Regions from separate parts of the Homo sapiens genome. Here region 1 is linked to region 2. Evidence: read pairs that join two places in POLR2A ChIA-PET (ENCODE). Cell type or tissue: HepG2. All regions are shown on one strand. Links, peaks and the distances in the headings refer to the core of each region. The heading gives the core; the rest is flanking DNA. Region 1 holds the start of UICLM (up-regulated in colorectal cancer liver metastasis). Region 2 overlaps CROCC2 (ciliary rootlet coiled-coil, rootletin family member 2).

What was found. ChIA-PET counts read pairs that join two places held together with the same protein. Peaks named below come from ENCODE experiments on the same cell type or tissue, not always from the same donor. Only the 100,000 strongest peaks of a DNase experiment are listed, where the experiment ranks them.
Region 1: POLR2A ChIA-PET joins it to region 2 with 10 read pairs; 3 of 35 experiments call an interaction of 5 or more read pairs at or near these places.

What each region holds. Positions count from the first base shown.
Region 1 is chr2:240,962,739-240,973,287 of GRCh38, forward strand. CROCC2 (ciliary rootlet coiled-coil, rootletin family member 2) reads left to right here. Exons shown (of 32, transcript NM_001351305.2): 21 at 818-1,035; 22 at 1,728-1,887; 23 at 2,643-2,780; 24 at 2,898-3,255; 25 at 3,487-3,671; 26 at 4,607-4,727; 27 at 5,391-5,524. It overlaps UICLM (up-regulated in colorectal cancer liver metastasis), which reads right to left and starts at 4,713. Exons shown (of 9, transcript NR_033841.1): 1 at 4,589-4,713; 2 at 1,251-1,438; 3 at 526-1,008. RefSeq lists an enhancer at 1-732. In HepG2, for the core only: a CTCF peak has its summit at 6,568 (motif pointing right); DNase peaks (open chromatin) are centred at 4,736 and 6,613; H3K4me3 peaks cover 1,557 bases; H3K27me3 peaks cover 1,316 bases.
Region 2 is chr2:240,909,053-240,919,601 of GRCh38, forward strand. It overlaps CROCC2 (ciliary rootlet coiled-coil, rootletin family member 2), which reads left to right. Exons shown (of 32, transcript NM_001351305.2): 2 at 9,674-9,824. Among named protein-coding and RNA genes, the nearest start is that of CROCC2, 8.0 kb to the left of the region's middle. In HepG2, for the core only: a CTCF peak has its summit at 5,496 (motif pointing right); a DNase peak (open chromatin) is centred at 5,475; H3K4me3 peaks cover 693 bases; H3K27me3 peaks cover 5,723 bases.

The DNA of each region.
Region 1 (10,549 bases), core at 1,025-9,024, 54 kb after region 2:
CCAGGGTTTCTGGTCAGGCCCAGAGCTCAGACCTGGGAGGCAGGAGACTGGGCGCCAGGGCCGAGCCCCAGCAAGTCCCCACCCCCAGAGCGTAGGTGCTGGGGAGGGCCTTCCTGCCAGGCTGCAACTGTCCTCCGGACCCCACCCCTGGGTTCTCCCGGGCACTGTGAGATGCCTGGTGTCCGGAGCGGGAAACCAAGACCCTCCTCCCACTGCCCCCCCATTGCCAGAGATCCTCCTCCCACTGCCTCCCATGCCAACGGGGGAAGGAAGGCCAAGGGAGTGGGTGAGCCCCCACTGTGGCAGAGTCACTGTGCCGGGGTCACTGGGCCAGGGTCACTGTGCCAGGGTCAGGCCCAGCCTGCCTGCTGAGGCTGCTGCCCACACTAGGACAGGCAGCGGCCTGGGCACCACACTGTCACCTAAGGAGAGGACTAGACGCCGGGGGCAGGAGGTGGGAAGGGCCCCAGGCAGTGACAGTGCAGACACGTGTGCTGAGCCGCATCCCAGGTAGGCCTTGCTTACCAGTGGTCAGCGTCCTGGGGGTCCAGAGAGGCCGCAGCGTGGGGCCGGGCCCAGGGGCTCAAGGTGGGGTCTTCTGGGCTCTTAGGCTGGCCCTGCCTCAGCCCGTGGAAGCCGCCCTGCAGCCTCCGCAGCACTAGGGATTGGTGGCTCCATGGGGTGAGCAAAGCGCATGGGGACCAAGTTGGGCAGGGCACCTGTGCCTGCCACACCATGTCAGAGGCCACAGGCCCCTGTGGCTATCCCTGGAGCAGTGGTCCCCAGCGGGCCTCTAGAGCTGAATGGTCCTCCCCAGGCTGAGAGGCTGCGGGCACAGCTGACCGTGGCCCAGGAGGGACTGGCCGCACTGCGCCAGGAGCTGCAGGGCGTCGAGGAGAGCCGGGAGGGGCTGCACAGGGAGGCCCAGGAGGCCCGCCGGGCGCTGAGTGACGAGGCCCGCGAGAAGGACGTACTGTTGCTTTTCAACAGCGAGCTGCGGGCCACCATCTGCAGGGCCGAACAGGAGAAGGCCAGGTATGGCGGCCACCCAGGAGCAGCTGGGGGTGCCCTGCAGCCTGCTGCCCACCCAGGCCGTAGGGAGGATGGGGCAAGGGGGCTAGGCAGGGGCGTCCTGTTGACTTGGGCCCCACTGATGGTGGGGTAGACATGCCAAGCAGGCCTCCCGCTGCCCAGTCCAAGAGGTCTGCAATGCTGGCCAGTGCGAGGGATGGCTGAGGACATGGACACACCTGTCCCTGCCCACAGGGAGTTCCCATCCAGCAGGCAAGATAGGTCACAGGTGGCCTCCAGGAGGTGGTGCAGAGCTGGGGAGCAGAGGGAGGCCAACGGCCTGGCTGGGGCTCTAGAAAGGCCCCTGTGGGGCAGCTGGGCAGGATGGCACAGCCCTCACAGCAGGTGGCAGAGGTACCAGGCTAGGCTGGATGTTGAGCGTCCGGGAGTGTGACAGAGAGGGGGAGACAGGGAGGGATGAGGTGAGGAGGGGCTGAAGAGGTGGATAGTGGACAGGGGCCATGCGGCCGGCACCGGGACCTGGGTGGACATATGTCTGTAAGGTGACAGGGAACCCTGCAGAGGCTGAGTTTGAGGACACTGTGCAGAGTCAAGACTGGGGCCAGTGCCTCACTAGGGGAGGCAGAGACCTGCTGGGCAGCTGTGCTGGCCCCACCAGGAGGTGCGGGGGCCCCAGCCTGTGGCACCCTCGTCAGTTTTAAGCGGTCCAAGGAGGAGAAGGAGCAGAAGCTGCTCATCCTGGAGGAGGCCCAGGCGGCGTTGCAGCAGGAGGCCAGTGCACTGCGGGCCCACCTGTGGGAGCTGGAGCAGGCAGGGGGGGACGCCCGTCAGGAGCTCCGGGAACTCCACAGACAGGTAGGGCGGCAGGGAGGGGTCAACATCCAACCAGGCACCCTCCCGCCTGGTGGGTCCCGGCTCCTCCCAGGGGAGCCCCCAGCCCTGGCCTTGCTGCCGCCTTTGAACCACTCTGTCCCCAGACTTTGGGCCACGCCCTGCTCAGGCTCACAGGGTCCCTGGTTGGGTCTGTCCCCATGGGGCACAGATGACAAGACTGGAGAGGGCAAAACCAGGAATGCTTTAGCGAGGAGGAAGGGAACCATGCCCAGCAGCACACGGAAGTATCCTACATGCAACACCTTCCGGCATGCACAGCAGCACACGGAAGTATCCTACATGCAACACCTTCCGGTGGCGCTCGGGAACTCAGGCAGGCTAGAGGGGAGGCCTGGCCTCTGCAGGGCAGGGTGCTGGCAAGCCGGGTCCCCCCAAGGCCTGGCTCCCTCCTGTAATGGCGGCCTCGGGGCAGTTGGGTCCAATGCACCCCAGCCACTGCCCACACTCCCTAATCAGTGCCCACCCCGCCCCACCTGAGCCTCCTCCTTGTCCCAGGTCCTCCAAGGAGGTTCCGAGGAGGTCCCAGGTAGGTGTCTACAGAGTGGCTGAGGGTGACAACTCCCAGGGCAAGGTCCTTTGGGGCACCTTAGCCCAAGCCTCCCTAAGTGTGGCCAGCTGCCCTCAAGGGACGTGTGAGCGGAGGCAGGAGGCAGGGAGGCTGCCTGGGTTCCAGCACAGAGACCAGTGACCCTGTCCGTGCGGCCCCACGCTCCCAGGTGAGGACACTGAAGGCCGAGAACCAGAGGAGGAGTGGAGAGGCCCATGAGCTGCAGGCGCAGTGCTCGCAGGAGGTGCTGGAGCTGCGGAGGCAGGCAGCCAAGGCAGAGGCCAAGCACGAGGGTGCCCGGAAGGAGGTGGGAGGGCTGCCTGTGGTCAGAAGGGAAGGAGCTGGGCGTCGGGGAGCAGAGGGAGGAGGCCCACCCCACTTCCTCACTGTCTCCCACGGGCGCACCCCAACATCCCTCCTACAGGTCCTGGGATTGCAGAGGAAGTTGGCAGAGGTGGAGGCCGCAGGGGAGGCCCATGGACAGCGGCTCCAGGAGCACCTCCGTGAGAGCCGGGGGGCTGAGCAGACCCTCCGAGCAGAGCTGCACAGTGTCACCAGGAAGCTGCAGGAAGCCAGTGGTGTGGCTGATGCTCTCCAGGCTCGCCTGGACCAGGCCTGTCACCGAATCCACAGCCTGGAGCAGGAGCTGGCCCAGGCTGAGGGTGCAAGGCAGGATGCGGAGGCCCAGCTGGGCCGGCTGTGCTCCACGCTCCGCCGTGGCCTGGGGCTCCAGAGACAGAGCCCGTGGGCCTCCCCGGAGCAGCCTGGTTCCCCCACCAAAGGTCAGAGTCCTCAGTGGAGGCAGGCGGGCCCCTCTCCCAGCTCAGTCCCTGGCCTGGCACCTCTCTTTCAGGCCTCACAACTCACACAGTGAGGGACTCGGACAGGCAATTGTAGGAACCTGTGGCCGTCTCCCCAACCTCCCATGGCTGGGGCAGCAGAGAGGAAAGGGGAAGGGCGTGTATCTGTCACTGTGTTCCTGTCCACGACCCCTCCGCTGTCACCTCCCGCAGGCTCCGACAGCTCCCAGGCTCTCCCTGGGCAACAGGGTACCAGCCCCCCAGCCAGGCCCCACTCGCCCCTCCGATGGCCCTCGCCCACACCCGGAGGCCGCAGCTCAGAGCTCATGGATGTGGCCACCGTGCAGGACATCCTGCGGGACTTTGTGCAGAAGCTCCGGGAAGCCCAGCGGGAGCGGGTAATGGGGGCTGGGGTCCTCCCGCCCACGGCGGCACCCCCCGGGGGTCTCTGGGAAGAACACCTGCTGTCCATCCATCCGCGCGTCCCTGGGTCTGAGGGTCAGTGTCCAGGCCGTCCTGTTTGTTGTGATAAACACCAGCACCACCATGGCCCCCAAGCCCAAGTGCCTTGGGTGGCTGGAGGCCGCCCCCTTCCTTATACCAGGCTGAAAAGCCCCTGGAGCCAGGCCCTGCTGTGACACCCACCAGGGCCCAGGGTAGGGCATTCTGCAACTCATGCCACCCCTGAAGAGCTGCCGGGGCTGGGCAACTGCAGGACAGAGCCAGCAAGCTCCCCTCAATGCTCCCAAAGACCCCTCCGGTGGGGCCAAGCTCCCCAGTGGCTGCTCCTGGCTTCAGGGCTCCCACAGAACCACCCGTGAGCGGCCCCCTCCCACCTCGCTGGATGACTCCAGTGGGCAGGACTGTGGGAAAGACAGAGGCAGGCCCTGAGCCCTGGCCAGGGTCCTCTGTGCACACTCCTTCCCTTCGGGCCCACCCTCCCACCGCTGCCAGCCCCAGGGGGCAGGGTCCCGTCTGCACTCAGCCCCAAGTCCCGCCAGGGGCAGCCCCTACCGGTCCCCCTGACCACAGGCTGTGGGCCGCCACCTGCCAGCTCTCCCACACCACACCTGTGCTTGAAACCTGGACCCTTTAGGCCGAGTCTCACTGGGCGCCTCCACCTCCCCAGGCCTGCAGGTCAGCGCAGCTTCCCAGTGTGATCACCTTCCCCGCACCTTCCCCGAGCCCACGGCCCACACCACCCACTGCCCTGCCCTGCACACCTGCAGGCCAGACCGTGAGCGGCCCCAGCTGGCCCCGACCCTCTAGCAGACACCTTGGCCCTCCACCCGCCCATTGGACTGCCCCCGCTGACCTCAGTCCTTCTGCCCAGGATGACTCCCGCATCCAGATGGCGACCCTGAGCAGCCGGCTGAGCGAGGCAGAGTGCAGGTGTGCCCGGGCCCAGAGCCGCGTGGGGCAGCTGCAGAAAGCCCTGGCTGAGGCGGAAGAAGGTGACCTCCCTTGCCCTGCCCCGCCCACCCTGGGAGTGGCTGTGAGAGTGGCACCACCATGTCCCCACTGCTGCCGGCTATAAGCTTTCAGTCCCTGGGGCAGCTCGGTGGGAAGGGAGCCTGGGGGCAACACCCAAACCACCAGGCCTGGCGAGGCTGGGTCAGCGCTTGGCATCGGAGTTCTCAGCAGCGACTTCCCCAGCACAGAGGAGTGACGTCCACAGGCCCATCAGGGCCCTCCCGATCCGGCCCCCAGCATCCTCTGCCCCCCTGCCCCACCCTGGCCTCCTGCAGTTCCCACTGGGGGCCTTTGCCCTGGCTGTGCCCTCTGCCTGGCACCCTCTCCCCCAGACAGCCACACGGCTCTCCCCGGGCAGGCCCTGCCCCTCGTCACCCCCTCAGAGAGGCCCCTTCCTTCTGCCCCCCACTGCCTCACACTCACGAGTTTCTCTGCTTATTGCCCCTCAATTAAAGGAAAGAGGCAGGAGGGAAGGATGGGTGGGAAGCCGGGACCCTGGGGCAGCCCCAGGACCCTTGAGCTGCAAGGATGGACCCCCACCTCCACGTGGGAGCCAGTCACTCAAGTCCACAGAGCCCTGCATTGCCTGCCTGTGACCTGGGAGGGGCATGGGGGCCCCTCAAGCCACCCTGCTTGCCCCACAGGCCAGCGCCGGGTGGAGGGCGCGCTGAGCAGCGCCCGGGCAGCACGTGCCCTGCAGAAGGAGGCGCTCCGCAGGCTGGAGTTGGAGCACCTGGCGAGCGTGCGTGCGGCAGGCCAGGAGAAGCGGCGGCTGCAGGTGGGGCAGGCGGCAGGGTGGGTCCCAGGTGGGGCACAAGAACAAGGCCTCTCGGTCACCCTCACACCCTGCAGGGAGGCCACAGGGCCGGGAGGTGGGAGAGAGGGGTCTGCAAGGGCTTCTGTGGGTGTTCGGGGCTGGAGCCAGCCCGGTGGGGCCCTGGGGCAGAGGTGCAGGCTGGGCTGTGGCAGGCGGCTTTGGGGTCATCGGGACTGGGGTCGTCCTTAGCAGAGCTGTCCTTACGGTGGTTCTAGCCCTTGTTTTACAGGTTGGGGAAACTGAGGACTTGGCCCTGGGGGCACAGCGAGTGGGGGGCAGAGCCCCAAGTCTAGGCCCTTTCTTCTTGCTGAGGCCACAGCGGCAGGCATGGGGCGGCCCTGGCCCAGCCTTGGGGCTCTTTATAGGGTCACACTGTCCTGCTCCAAGACCACTTTTCATTCCATGTGGCTCAGACACAGAAGGGGCCTCTCAGGAAGGGCTGAAGTCAGTGTCCCTACATGCCAGGCTTTGTGCTGGGGAGGTGCCCGCTGGGTCTGAGGTTTTCAGGTGAGGAGCCTGGGCCTGGAAATGGAACGGCCAGGCAGTGGTGGATGGAGGCCTGGCCCAGGCCTTGGTCCTCAGTGCTGGTGGGGAGCCCCAGGCCCAGCCAGCCCAGCCCCACAGGTCCAAGCAGCCCCCGGGGTGTCCTGAGATCCTCTTGTCAGGACTGGGCCAGGGGACAACTGTTCCGCTCCAGAGAGCTCCCTTGCAGGCCCCAGGGGCCAGAGAACAGCGTGCCTGGCTGAGGCTCCCCAGGGCAACTGCCCCCAGGCGTCCCTCAACCCATTCTGGAAAGAGGGGGCCAGCACAGTGCAGAGGAGACAGGGCACAGAGACCGGGGAGCCACTCCTCTCCAAGTGTCCCTCCAATGAGGGAGGCCTGGGTGAGCCATCAGGAGGGACGGCCTTGCAGGTTGGCAGAAAGGCCCCAAGGGCAGCCGGCCAGGCCTGTGCTGTTCCACGCGGGGCTCAGCCCCGGAGCCTGGTGGCCCTCAGAGGCCACCAGAGGGCTGTCAGCACTCAGACTAGCAGGCAGGCTCTGAGTTCCCAGTAGGCCCTGAGCCTCTGAGGAGGTGGCTTCTGCAGGGGAGAGGGGAGGGGGCAGAGAGCAGAGGCCAGGCTGCAGAGAGAGCAAGGTCCTCATTAGCCAGCAGTTTGGAAATTTCTGTTTTGGAAAGACCCTTCTGGTGACAGCTGCTGGGGCAGTAAGACTAGAGACGTCTGTGGAAAGACCCAGGCGGCCTGGCCAGGGATGGGGTCAGGACTTGTGAGATGCCCAGGAGATGGGGGCACCTGAGAAGTCAGGGGACCTGGAGCGGGCTGAGTTGGGCCAAGTTTCATTTTATGTGTATAGTCACATGTATGTCTCCCACATGCATGCAGAAATAACGTGCTCTGCTCACAGGTTACACATTTTGAAAGAGACCTTCTATTTTATTTTATTTTTTGAGATGGAGTCTCATTCTGTCACCCAGGCTGGAGTGCAGTGGCACCATCTTGGCTCACAGCAACCTCCGCCTCCCAGGTTCAAGTGATTCTCCTGCCTCAGCTTCCCAAGTAGTCGGGATTACAGGCACCCGCCAATACACCTAATTTTTTTGTATTTTTAGTAGAGACAGGTTTCACACCATGTTGGCCAGACTGGTCTTGAACTCCTGACCTTAAATGATCTGCCTGCCTCAGCTTCCCAAAGTGCTGGGATTACAGGTGTGAGCCACCGTGCCCAGTTCTGAAATACACCTTTTAAATCAACCTTTACAAATGCATTATTCAAATAGGCCACATTTGATCCAGTTCCTGAATTTATCAAAACTAAGGATGATGTGTTGAATTTTCCCACTACAATTCTTTTTGTCAATGTCTCCTTTTATTTCCAAGGGTATTTGACTTCTAGATTTCTTGACTCTTCGAATTTGAAGTTTCTCGGTTAACTTTTCCTGAGTGGCCTGCATGTCCTGTGACTGCTGTTTGTCTTCCTCTTGGCCTCTGCTTTTTTGGTGTTTGTGGTTTCAGCCTTCATTTCATCAGCCTGGCTCTGGTTTCAATCTCACCTTAGAGTCTCTGCCTCTTCTGGGGGAATTTGTCCCATGTAGAAGTTTTGTGGTAACCCATGCTCTGTTTTTCCTTAGGTTGTTCATAGGACACTTTCTCCTTTCCGTGTGTCTTTCCTGCCTGTCCTGTCTTGCATGGCAGGGATGATTTATTCATCCTCTTTTCCCTTAGCATTTGCATCCAGGGCATCTTATGGCTGGGCCAGGACAGCGCCCTGCCCCCTCCAGGGGCCGAGGGTCTTGTCCCTTCCCTTCCCAGCTGCACTGCTTCCACCTGCGCCCTAGGAGCTAAGACTTTTGCTCCTTAGAATTTCCTGCTCTGGACAATCCCCTCTTCCAAACCTGCTCCCCAGGGGGGCTCTGGGCTCTCCTGCCTGTAGGTTGAACTTCTCTTGGTGTCTGTGGACCCCAGGGCTCTCTACCCACAGCAGCCCACACCTGGTGCACTACTTTTTGCAACAAATTACTGATGACTTAACCCCACTTTTGAGCCCCCAGTCCCATAGGTGAGAAGCCTGGCATGGTGTGACTGGCGTCTCCCCTCTGGGTCTCACAGTCATGGGGTAGGCTGGGCCACCCGAGGCCACGGGGAAGAGTCCTCCTCTGGGTTCATCCAGGTGCTTCTGGGGGCATCCGGGCTCATCCCAGCGTGGCGAGTCCAGCTCTTTGCGTTGTCGGGCTGAGCCTCATTTCTGTGCGGTCGGCCAAGGGCTCCCCACTCCTAGCCAGGGGCTTCCTTGGCTGTGCCACAGTGTGGCAGCAGCACCTGCACCCCACGCCCCCCATCTCCACGTGCCTCACACCTCATGGCTCCCTTCTGCCGACACCCGAGGGTGTGCGTGAGTGGGTGAGACCCACCTGGGTGGTCACCCTTTGCTTAACTCAGAGTCAACTCTTCACATCCACAAAGTCCCCTGGCCATGAATCCAACGTAATCACAGGATAACGTCAGGGCCAGAGCTCACAGGGCCCTCTGAGGGCTCTGCCTGCCACGTGGGTCCGAGCAACATGTTACCAGCTTTGGTGAACTCCATGCCGCTGGTTTGATGGGTGGGGCCGCTCATGGCATCTCTCCTGGAGGGGCCTGGCTTTCATTCGATTCCAGGCTCCTTGTTTGCCTCTGACCTTGAGTTCAGATGGGTTCAAGAAATGTGCGGATTCCCTGGGTTCTTTGTGTTTTTCTTGTCAGTGCTCTTTCCAGAGTGGCAGCCAGAGGCCTCCTTGTTTTTGAAATTCAAAAATGTCACCAAAATGTGGGCGTGTCGGCCCCTTTCATTATTTTTACCTACCCCGGCAAACCCTCCCTACTTGCAGAATCAAATCTACCTTCTGTTTACAGAGGTTCCTTCCACTGTAAAAAAAACATCTCTTCTCCTTCTCCCTCTTCTCTGTTCTTTTGTCCTGGAATTCTCAGCATCCCAATACTGATCCCCTGGACCTGTCCTCCTGGCTTCAATCTTGAATTTCTCCTTGTCATCTCGGTTTTCCCCAAGGTCCCAGGAGAATTTCAGGTCTTACTCCTACTCAGCTAATCTCAGGATCTGCCGCATCTCGTCTGCTGCTCCTGTCCCCACGGTGGCCTCGTTCGGCCTGAGTTTTCATTTTGGATTGTCCACCTCAAGACCCCTGCCCTGTCCTCACCTTGAGAACACTAGTTACCATCTTCTGGTGTGTGTCAGTAGCTCACTTCTCTGTTTAATTAGAGACTCTCAGATCTGATTCCTCAGATCGACTTTATTTTCTCAAACCCCAGTGGATACTAGTTTTGTGATTTTTTTCCTTTGCGTGTCTTTAAAGAAAGGAGTTCTGGCCTCGTTTGAAGTTGGGAGTGGAGAGGAACCCATCAGGGACTTTATGTGTCCCCATCCAAATATTTCAGGCTCAAAAGAAAGGCAGAGAGAAGGGTTCCAAGATCCTGCAGCCACAGGGAGCCATGGGGAATATGGGGAGCCAGCAGTGGAGTTCTGGCCCTCCCGGAGCTGTTCTGTTCCTGAAGTGGGCGGGGTGGGAGCGGCGCTCTCCGGTGCACGGTCACGGTGCGGTCCTCCACCTCCCCAGCTGCTTGCCTCACAGGGATGGAGGGCTCCCCGGGTCCCCCAGCCACAGCAACCCTCTTCCCTGAGGTCCTGGTAGTACAGAGTTGCCTCCCCAACACCCCTGCAGCTCCCTCCAGCCCTCGCCCTTCTGAGTCAGGGTATGGGGACATGGGGGTCCAACTTTGGGTCTCCACAATGAGTGCAGAGGACGTCTCTGACATTGACCAGACCTTTGTCTGTATGCATTTTTCTGCTTGGTCTAGAATTTGCTCAACTTTTTTAGTGAAATGTGCTAAAATCTATCATTATGGTGTCAACGTTTTCTTACAATTCTGGCAATTATTATTTCACCCATTTTTAGGCCAAGTTGGTCTCATCTGCCCTCGGGAGTCCTCCAAGTCCCTGGTCTCCAGCTCTGAGGAAAGTTTTTCCCAACTTTTTGTAATCTATGAGTCATTGTGATAGGTTTCTGGATTCAGACACACCTAAGTCACCAGAGGCCCCCGCTTTTGACACACAGCAAACCCAGGCAGAGAGCTCAGGGTTGAAATTTTCTAGCCAGCCAGGGGGCTGGGAACATAGCCATGCTCCCTGCTGCCCCATGCCCCTTGCTGAGCAGGGGGGTGCTAGGGTCCAGTAGGGCAGGCCTGGTGCCTCTCCTGGCTCTGCCAAGCTCCCGGCACAGTCTAGAGCCAGCTCTGCCTTTGACACAACTTCTTTTGCTTTCATGGGTTGGTTTTTCCCCTGTTTCACATAAGCCGATGTGTTTGTCAAGAGAAAGTTAATTAAAAACATATTTTTCTAATTAAATGGTAGGCTGTGCTATGCAAACAGTAAGATTCTTGTTTGAGAGCAAATCCCTCCCCGTTTCCAAGGCTACCCTGGGAATTCAATAGAACA
Region 2 (10,549 bases), core at 916-8,915:
CTACCTCCTCCACCTCAGGTGACCTCTACCTCCTCCACCTGGGGTGAGCTCTACCTCCTCCACCTGGCGTGAGCTCTACCTCCTCCACCTGGGGTGAGCTCTACCTCCTCCACCTCGGGTGACCTCTACCTCCTCCACCTGGGGTGAGCTCTACCTCCTCCACCTGGGGTGAGCTCTACCTCCTCCACCTGGCGTGAGCTCTACCTCCTCCACCTCGGGTGAGCTCTACCTCCTCCACCTCGGGTGACCTCTACCTCCTCCACCTGGGGTGAGCTCTACCTCCTCCACCTGGGGTGAGCTCTACCTCCTCCACCTCAGGTGACCTCTACCTCCTCCACCTGGAGCTCGGCCAGCTCTGCCTGGGTGTTGGCTCCATGAGTTCTGAGAGCAGGGCTGGTGAATGGAGGCTGGAGAGCCAGCACACTACGTTTGCAGGACACTTGCAGCCCTGTGAGGATTCTCATCCCCTCGGATGTCAGGAAAGCCGAGGCGTAAGGGTTGGAGGGAGCTGCTGTGGTTAGCGGCTGGTCTGAGGGGGAATCCCAGGCCGATGCTGACATCAGGCAGGGGCATGAGCACTGTGCAAATGTGGCTGAGAGATGCTTAGCTTTGTCTGCCCCCAAATTCCCACTGTCCCCAGGAAACTCATCTGGAGGCTACGCAGGCCCCAGTGAAGTCTGCTCTGCCCGCCCTGCTGACACCTGTTATTTTTGCTGTAGTGATTGAGATCTTGATGCCATTACCCCAGAGTGAGCAGGGAGCAGGCGGGTGCCAGACGCCCAGATCAGCTGTCCAGATGGGCAGCAGAACCGTAGGGACACTCCACCCTCCAGCTATAGCCTGGGAGACCATAGGGCCTGAGGAAGGCCGTGGCTTGAGGATGCAGGAGGCCCCCTGTGACCAGGGGTGGTGGCTCTGGACGGATGGCGAACATGCTCCCAGGCCCGGAGAAGCCTCTCTGACATCCCTCTTCCTCCGGCCACAGCTGCTCTCCCCTCCTTTGGAAGCCCCCCAGCAACCTCTGCACAGCACCCCAGAATGCCCCCACCCTGGAGCTGGAATTGGATGTAAAGGGGCAGGCTTGGAAACTCTCAACCTCTGTCCCTGGGGTGAGCAAGTCGGACTTGGGGAGTGCAAAGCCCCCTGAAATTGCCCGTGAAGTGGGGGGTATCTGTGACTGCCTTGAGGGGTGGGGGTGTGCCCTTCCTCGGAATCTCCAGCACCCAGACCCGCAGCTGATGGAGAAGCATGGCGCAGAGTCCCGGACGAGGAACCCAGCACAGAAAGCCCAGTCCCCTCAGAGCTGGGGGCTCCTCAGACTCCCGTTCCTTGGCTTGAATTTTGATTTGTGCTATTTTTCTAGGAAATTGTCCATTACATCCAAATTTTCAAGTTGTTGAAATTGGCAAAAGTTGTTCACAATATCTTCTTCCTGTCTTTTGGATGTCTGCAGGATCCGTGGGGTAACCAGCTGTCCCTCTTTGCTGAGGGGCTCGAGACAGGGGTTTCCCAGGACTCCAGACAGCCTTGGGTCTGGAACCCCAGTCCTGGGCACAGTGGGGAGGAAGTGGTTGCCCCGAAGTGGCATCCCCTTTCTCGTTTCTGATACTAGCCGCGTACCGGCTCATAGTATTCTTATCTTGTGTTTCATTAACCTACATATGCATTCTTCCTTTAACCTGCATATGCATTCTTCCTTCGCTTTCAGTTTCTCTGGGTTTGTTCTTCATCTCACTTCTGGAAATATGTGCTTGACTCATTGATTGTTCAGCCTTTTTAAAAATTTCTTTTTTTCTGGCCGGGTGCAGTGACTCACACCTGTAATCCCAGCACTTTGGGAGGCTAAGGCGGGCGGATCGCTTGAGGTCAGGAGTTTGAGACCAGCCTGGCCAACATGGTGAAACCCCGTCTCTACTGAAAATACAAAAATTAGCCAGGCATGATGGCAGGCGCCTGTAATCCCAGCTACTCAGGAGGCTGAGGCAGGAGAATCGCTTGAACCCAGGAGGTGGAGGTAACAGTGAGCCAAGATCGCACCACTGTACTCCAGCCTGGGAGACAGAGCGAGACCCTGTCTCAAAAAAAATAAAATAAATTTTTAAAAAAATTTTTCATTTTTCTTTAAATTGTGGGAAAATATACATAACATAAAACTGACCATTTTAACCATTTTTAGGAACAATTCTGTGGCACTAAGCACATTCGTAGCGTTGAGCAACCATCACCACCATCCACGTCCACAACTTTTTTTTTTTTTTTTTTTAGACAGAGTTGGTCTCTGTCGCCCAGGCTGGAGTGCAGTGGTGCGATCTCGGCTCACAGCAGCCTCCGCCCTCCCATCTTCAAGCAATTCTCGTGCTTTAGCCTCCCCAGTAACTGGGACTACAGGCACACGCCACCATGCCCAGTTATTTTTTGTATTTTCAGTGGAGACGAGGTTTCGCCACGGTAGCCAGGAGGGTCTCGAACTCCTGACCTCAAGCGATGTGCGCGCCTCAACCTCCCAAAGTGCTGGAATTACAGGTGTAAGCCGCCACGCCCGGCCCCAGAACTTTCATCTTCCCAAACTGAGACTCTGCCCCCATTCAACATTCACGCCCCATTCCCCCCTCTCCCAGCCCCCACCATCCTACTCTCTGTCTCTATGAACTTGGTGACTCTAGCAGCCTTGTCTAAGTGGATCAGATGGTATTTGTCCCTTCGTGGCGGGCTTATTTCACTGAGCATGACACCCTCGAGGTCCACCCATGTTGTAGCAGGCGCCAGCATTTCCTTGCTTTTTAAGGCTGAGTAATGTTCTACTCATAGAGGGACCACACTCTGTTTATTCATTCATCTCTGAATGGACGCCTGGGTAGCTTCTGCCTGCCGGCCGCTGTGAAAATGCTGCTGTGAACCTCGGAGTACAAATATTTCTTCGAGCCTCTGCTTTCAATTCTTTCGGGCAGATGCCCAGAAGTGGATGGCTGGGTCGCGCGGAGAGTCTACATTTAATTTTGTGGAGACCTGTCATGCTGTCTTCCGTAGTAACCGCACCGTCTTACCCTCCCGCTTCTTTTCCTCTCTGACGTACGCACTTCCCTCCAGGCAAGGTTTATCTGTCTGTACTGTTGTTACTCATACCACTTTTAACACCAAATGTGTGGGTTTTTCCTGACACCAGCCAATTCTCCACCTCCCTGGACACCAGCTAGCTGTCCTACAATTCAATCCAGTTCGGACCCTAACCATCCAGAGCGGGCACAGACCCACAGTTTAAGGACTCAGTCCCATAAAGCTGCCCCACCTCAGATGCCAATCACAAGTCCTGGGCCTCCCGTATTCTGTCTGACTGGCTATGAATTAGGGGTTCTTCCAACTCCCTGCTCAACTTGATAATTTGCTGGAACAGCTCACAGAACTCTGGAAGTGACTTTCCCATTTGATTACTGGTTTATTATAAAGGACACAACTCAGGACTAGCCGGAAGGAGAGGTGCCCAGGTCAAGGTACAGGGGGCAGGTACGGAGCCTCCAGGCCCCTGGGCACACCAACCACCCACAGCACTGCCTTGTATTCAGCAACCCAGCCTGCCCAGCCCTGTGGTTTAGGGTTTTTATGGAACCTTCATTAAGTAGGCAAAATTCATTAAATCACTGGCCGTTGGTGATCAGCTCCAGAGACAGCTCCTCTCCCCTCCCCAGATGTCAGGGTGTGGGGCTGAAAGCACCAACGTTCTAATCGTGCCGTGGTCTTTCTGGTAACCAGCCCCTACTTTGCGGCTATCCAGGGGCCCTGGCCATCAGTCGTCTCATAGGCCAACAGAAGACACGCTTATCACTCAGGAGATCCCAAGGGACCAAGTCTAGGGTCCCCACCACGGGACAGGAGCGGTGGATGGTTTCCAAGCAGCCAGGCCACGGTGCCCGTCGCTGAGCTCCGCACTGTCACAAGCAAGCCAGAGGCAGATGCTCAGCCCATCTCCCAATCTCCCAGGCCACATCCAGGCCCTGTCAGGCACAGCCAGGGCCACTGTGCTAACAACACGGGCCCATCCTCCCGCTCAGGAACCCCCACTAGCCCCGGGGTCCAAGGATCGTGTCCCACAATCCTCCACAGAACATTTGAGGCCCTCACGGTCTGGAGCCAGGTTCCTGCTCTGCCTCACTCACCCCCATCCCCACTGCCCCTCCCCCAGACCCTGCACAGACCCCTGGAGATGCACCCCCTCCACCTTTGCTTCCACAGCTCCCTCCACATGGACACAGTGCCCGGGCTCTCTAGCTGGTGGGCTCTTTCTTATCCCACCTCCCCCAGGAAGCCTGCGTGGGCGCCAGGGACACAGGGATAAACAGGAAAGACAGGGTCCTTGCCCTCCTCGAGTTCCTTGTTCTGAGTCATTTTGCCATTGGTGATTCGGACCTGAGGCAGTTCCAGCTGAGCTCTCAGTCTTCTGAGCAGGAGCAGTGCGCTGTGTCCGAGCCTGTCTGTGTGCCAAGCATTGTGTTGGTGGCATAGAAGGGAGTGAGAAGTTGTCTCTCCCCATCCACAATCCCTGCCTCAGTGCCTAGCCGGCCGGGGTCCTGCCTGCAGGGGTGGCCTAGATTTATCAACACCTGAGGAGCAAACTGACACCCACAGAGGCATGTTCCCGCTCCTGGGTGATGCCCAGGCCCAGAGTGTGCTCCACAAACACAGAGACTTAAACTGAGCAATTGCTGAAATACAGCATTTTGGAGGCCAGGTGTTATCCCAGGCACAGAGAAGCTCTTTTTCCTAAGGAAATGGAGCCTGGCAGGAGGCCACCCAGCCCAAGGCCCTCTCTGCGGCGGGCCGGGCTGCGGAAGGACGGCAAGCAGACGTCCGGTGGCTGGACTTGGCCGGAGGCCCTGTCCTCAGATGTGTTCTTCAAGCTGTGCCTGCTCCTGGCAAGGCCAGACTTCCCCGCCCAGGGATGCTGGGAGGGCCATGGAGGGCCCGGGAGAGAAAGGCAGCAGCCGCAGCATGGCTGGGCTCAGACACAGGAGGAAAGGGGCTGCCGCCCGGCCCGGAAGCTGCTTGGTTCCCTGCCCTTTGCTCAGGCTGGGAAGGGGGCACACAGGGGAGGAGAACTGCAGTGGAGCCAAGTCCAGACACCGCCGCTGGGAAGGCTCATCAGTGACCACCCTTGTGCGCGAGTGGGGGCCCAAGGCTGGGGTCCCAGTCCTAACGCTGCTGCTGAGCAGGTGCTCTTGAGCAAGTCTCAGAGGTGCCAAGCCTCACCCTCCTCACCCATTAAGGCGGAGGCCAGAAGCCTCCAATGCAGGCCAGGACAATGGATGTGAAAACGTTTGCAAGTGGAGAGCGTGGAGAACCCTGCGGGCCGATGCTGGCGCGCGCCTTCACTCTCGTGGACACACATCTTTCATTTTCCACTGAGCACTGGTCCGAGATGCCGTCCAAACCCCCAGCCCCAGCCTCCGTTCTACAAGAGCAGGACCTGGCAGCCCCCTGCAGCGCTCCTCGCGGCCACACGGGGGCACTGTTGGAGCTCAGGGAAGGGACCCTCCACCCTCTGGCTGGGAGCTGCCTCCATCCCACCCCTCACTCAGGAGGTTCGCCCTCCACCCCACCCTTCACTCGGGGGTCCACCCCTCAATGAGGGTGACCCAGGCTGACCGAGGAGCCTGCTGGTGGGTGGGCGGGGGTCCCGATGGACGTGCTCCCCCTCCCGCCCCCAGCTCAGGCAGCTGTCCAAGCAGGACGGGACGACGGGGTGGTGGGGCTGCTGAGGGCTGGTGGGGCCAGTGACCCTTGGGTCTGAGCTTCAGCAGGCCCCTGACCGTCCCTGCTTCAGATGGCTTTGACGAGGGTGTGGGGGATTTCCCTCCAAGTCTTCTGACCCCTGACAGCATCTCCAAGGTGATGCCCCAGGCGCAGGGATGGGAATCAGCGCAAGAGCGTGGCCTCCAGATAAAGCCAAGACTCGGGTTTTTCGGTGCAGACCTACAGTCCCTGCGCCCTCCCTGCAGGCGGAAGCCTTTTGCAGGCAGTATGGGCTGGCAGGTGCGCTGTGGCTCCACCCCACCCCAGTGGAGAGCTGGGGTCGTGTCCCTGGCCTCAGTTTCCCCATCTGCAGCATGATGATAAGGTGACCTCCCGGCCCCCCATTCCAGGGTCTTGGCCAAGGCCCTGGAATGGGGAAGGGGTGTAAGAGGAGAGGCCCTGGTAGCAGCCCTGAAACCCCCGGTCCCCAGCAAGTGCCAAAGTGCAGGTGGGACCCTGGATCCACACGAGGGTTCTGATTCCATCAGAGTGTGGGAGGTCATTTGCCTCCAGGCAAGATTCCAGCAGCTTGCATTTCCCAGGGGCTGGTGGCCAGTTGGGGGCAGGCAGCTGAGGCCACACGTGGTCCATCCACTGCACCCTCACAGAGCCTCAGCCCCTGGCCCTGGGATCCAGGAGGGCCTGGATGGCCAACGCTCCCATTTCACAGATGGGGACATGAGGTGGGGGGTAACACCCACGGTCTCTGTTTATTGGTGGCATAGCAAGGACCCCAGTCCAACTCTTTTAGAGGGGAGCCCTGCTCTAACCCTGTGGAGGCAGAGATATGGGGAGCCCACATTTCCCCCAAGGTTTGGCTGTCCCTCTCCACACAACCAAATGGGGTGGCGCAGCAGTGAGGACCCGCTGGCTCTCCCTGCTGGGCCACCCCCCTCAGGGCCAGGATCGGGTTGAGTGGGCCAGCTACCCCTAGCGTAGCTCCACTCAGGGGCTGTGACCTCCCTGGGGTCTTTAATGCAGGTTGAGCTGAAGAAGGTGCTGGGGGCAGGAGGAAGAGATAGGGGCCGGGCTCAGCTGTGAGTCTGGGGCCTTAGGGGAAAGTGACCTCCAGCCCTGGTGTTCCCTCCCACTGCGAGGCCTTCTAGAATACAAGCCTCCAGCGGACGCTGGGCCACAGCCTGGGCCCACCCCGCAGAGGCCCCGGGCGGGAAACGGGCAGGCCCAGAAGGACCCACAGGTCGCGGAGGGGACGCCCTGCCTGTACCCGCCGGCGCAGGTGGCAGCGCAGAGTCCCTGGGAGGGGCCTGGGGAGTGGGCGGTGCCGACCCTCAGGACCACCCTGGAGCCGTGGGGAAGGAAGCAGCATCGGCGGGGTCCTAAGCGCTTAGGCTGGCGGCACAGGCCTCCGGACACGCCGACCTCCACCTTCCCTTCCTTCCCCTCCTCTCCCATCCCTGCCTCTCCCCTGCTTGCTCCTTCCCTCAGCCCTTCTCTCCTCCGGGTGGTTCCATGGGGGCGGCGCTGCCCTCACACTCCAAAGTCGCGCCCACTCTACGCCCCCTGCGCCCCCCTCTGCGTCCCCCTGCGCCCCCCTGCTCGCCCCCTCCTTCCCCGGTGCCCCCCGCCCACCTGCACGACCCCTGCGTCCCCCGCCCCCCCCATGCGCTCCCCCCGTGCCCCCGCGCCCCCGCGCCCCCTGCGCTCCCCGCTCCCCCCGTGTCCCCCTGAACGCCCCCTGCGCTCCCCCCGCGCTCCCCGCGCCCCCCTCCGGCTCCAGCTGGGCCGCGGCCTATTGCAGGCACCCGTCCACAGATGGAACCCATTACGCCCCAGCGCCTCTCGGGACGTCCCGCTAATAAGTGACCCTCTGTAAATGTTAGGAATGAGTCAAGTTTACTCCGCGCTGCAGCCTTCCCGTTAGCGGGTGGCGCCGCCGATGCCCGGGGGAGCGCAGGGCGGGAGCTGCTGAGCAGGCGGAGGGAGGGCGGGGCAGAGCCCTTCCCAGTCTGGGGGATTGAGCGGAGCATGACGGTCTCTGATCAAGGAGCCTGGGGTGCCTCTTGCCACCCTGCTGGGCCTCCGTTCTCCGCTGTGCAAAATAAGGGGTTTAGAACAGAATGGCTGAGCCCCTTCCAGCAGCTCTCCTCCTGGTTGGTGGTCTTGGCACCTGGGTCCCAGCTGGGCCCAGGAGGAGGAGCAGGGACTTCCCTCCCCCTCCCCCACTGGGCTGCTGCTCCCAAGGGGGGCCCATTACTCCCTCCAGAAGAAGAGGCAATGGGGGAACCTGCAGTGAAGGCGCCTCCCAAGACCTCCCAGGGGACTGAGAGACAGACCCTGGTGCACGGGCTGTCGGGAGGACGGGCGGGCTGGCCCCAGACCTCAGCTGATAGTGGGGAGGCGTTTGCTGAGTGGCTGCCCTTTGCAGGGCAGCAGAGTCGGAATAGGGCCTCTCCAGGCGCCATGCTGAGCCTGGGTCTGCGGTGACTCTCCAACCCCGGCGAGGGGGGCCGCGATCTTTGGGGTGCAGATGGAGGAGGAGGCCTGTGTCCAGGGAGCATCCGGGATAGCCAGACAGCATGCACCAGGTGCAGGAGGCCTGGCTGGGGTTGGGAGGAGGGTGGGGGAGCAGGGCACAGCCACCAGCCCAGGCCTGAGGTCAGAGTCCGGGGACGCAAGCAGGGTCTCAGGGAGGGCCAAGAGATGGGAGGCAGGAGGCAGCCAGGTGGTCACCCACGTGGACCCTGGTCAGGAGGAAAATCCAGGAGGCACAAGGTGGGGGAGCTGCCCTGCGGACCCCAGGGAGAGGGGTCCTCTGTGCTGGCGTGGGAGCCAGGCAAGGAGGACTTGGGTGGACTCTGGCGTGCCATGCTGGAGAGCCCTAGGAGTGGACATCCCCTCCCAGCTTCCCCTGGCAAGCATCCAGTCACCCTTTAGTAGTTAATTCACTGCCTGAAATTCAGATATCCTTAAGGCAGCAGGCCGGGGACAGCTGTGGCCTTGCGTATTCCTGCGGGATCCTGCCTGGGCTTCTGCTGGTTTGGCACAGGCGGCCTGTGTGTCCTGCCCACAGTCGGTAATCTATTTCACCTGGCAGGAGTCCCCTGCCCTGGGGTCCCGGCCCTCCCCAAGCTGTGCCCCTGCCCGGCAAAATGCCATTAGAGCCCAAGACCCTCAAAACCAGGCTGGGGTACCCAGGACACCCAGGCACTCCTGGGGCAGAAGGGCAGCCATTCAGCAAACACCTCCTGAGTGTGAGCCCAGGTCCTGGGCCTTCCTGCCCACTTCTGGGCCTATTGGAGCCTCTTCCCTGGCAGTCGGCTTTCATGAAGGACCCACCTGGGTCCCGATGGACCGAGCCTGTGGAGGGGCAGTGGGCAGCTGAGCAGAGAAGGATGGGTTCAGCCTCAGCCCTCTGACCCATCCTCAGCCCCCACCCCCCAACAAACACACACAAACACACTGGGCTCTGTGACTGCTGCGTGGGATCTAGGTCCCTCCTCTGGCCCCACCGTGCAAACAAGCTGTGAGACCACCTGCTCCAGGTGGGCGAGGATGTTGGGTTTCTTGTGGAGCAGAGGCAAAGGAACCTGCCTGTCAGCATCCCCTAGGGAACTGGCAACCGCTTAGCCAGCGCTCAGCCCAGCCCCCACCAAGACAGGGCAGAGCCCCAAGCGCAGTACCTGCTCCTGCTGACCTCGGCTGGGTGTGGTCCTCCTCTCCAGAACCTGGGGACAGGCGCAGCCCCACTCCGCAGGTGCAGAACCAAGGCATGCGCCTGAGTGACCTGCCCAGCCTCACCCTGTCCTCTCCAGGGCACTCTGCTGCCTTGGGGTGGCCCTGTGGCGGCTCCCATTCAGTGGGATCGTAGAGGGTGCCTGGCAGCTGTTGGGGGCTGCCATCTCCAGGTATCTCTGGGGGTGTCTTTCAGAGACTGGAGGACACCATCCTGAGTCCCACAGCCAGCAGGGAAGACCGGGCGCTGACCGTGCGTGGGGAAGGCCGGCAGGCCTCGCCCACCCCCGTGCCCACCCGCATCCGTGAGATCGTGGCCGGCAGCCTGAGTGAGGAGCCACCCCAAGGTGATGGTGTGGGGGACAGTCCTGGGCCCGGGGCTGGCCAAGGTGACGGCGTGGGGGACAGTCCTGGGCCCGGTGCTGGCCAAGGTGACGGCGTGGGGGACAGTCCTGGGCTCGCGGCTGGCCAAGGTGATGGCGTGGGGGACAGTCCTGGGCCCGGGGCTGGGCAAGGTGATGGCGTGGGGGACGGTCCTGGGCCCGGGGCTGGGCAAGGTGATGGCGTGGGGGACGGTCCTGGGCCCGCGGCTGGCCAAGGTGACAGCGTGGGGGACAGTCCTGGGCCTGCAGCTGGCCAAGGTGACGGCGTGGGGGACAGTCCTGGGCCTGGGGCTGGCCTCACCCCCCACAGGGCCACCCTCAGGGGCATCATATCGATACCCACAGGGCACTCAGCAGGGCCTGAGCAGGGCTGCCGCTGTGTGGCACACTTGTGGCCACCTGCGTCTCCGCTTCATTGGTGGTTTCTTCCTCAGCGTGGAAATGCTGGACACTGGCACTCAGGGAGCACAGACGCCCACCCCCCTGGGCTCTGCCTGTCCTGCACCCGCCCCAGGCCCCTGCTCTGCCTCCAATTATCCACCTGGCAGCTGAGGAAACAGCTCCAGGCCGCCTGTCCTGTGTGTGCCCAGGACTCCCTCGTGCATGGGTCCCAGGGATCCCTCTCTCCCAGGGTCTGTCCAGCCTCCTGCAGGCCCGGGGAACTGGCTGTGTGTGTATTTACAAAAGCA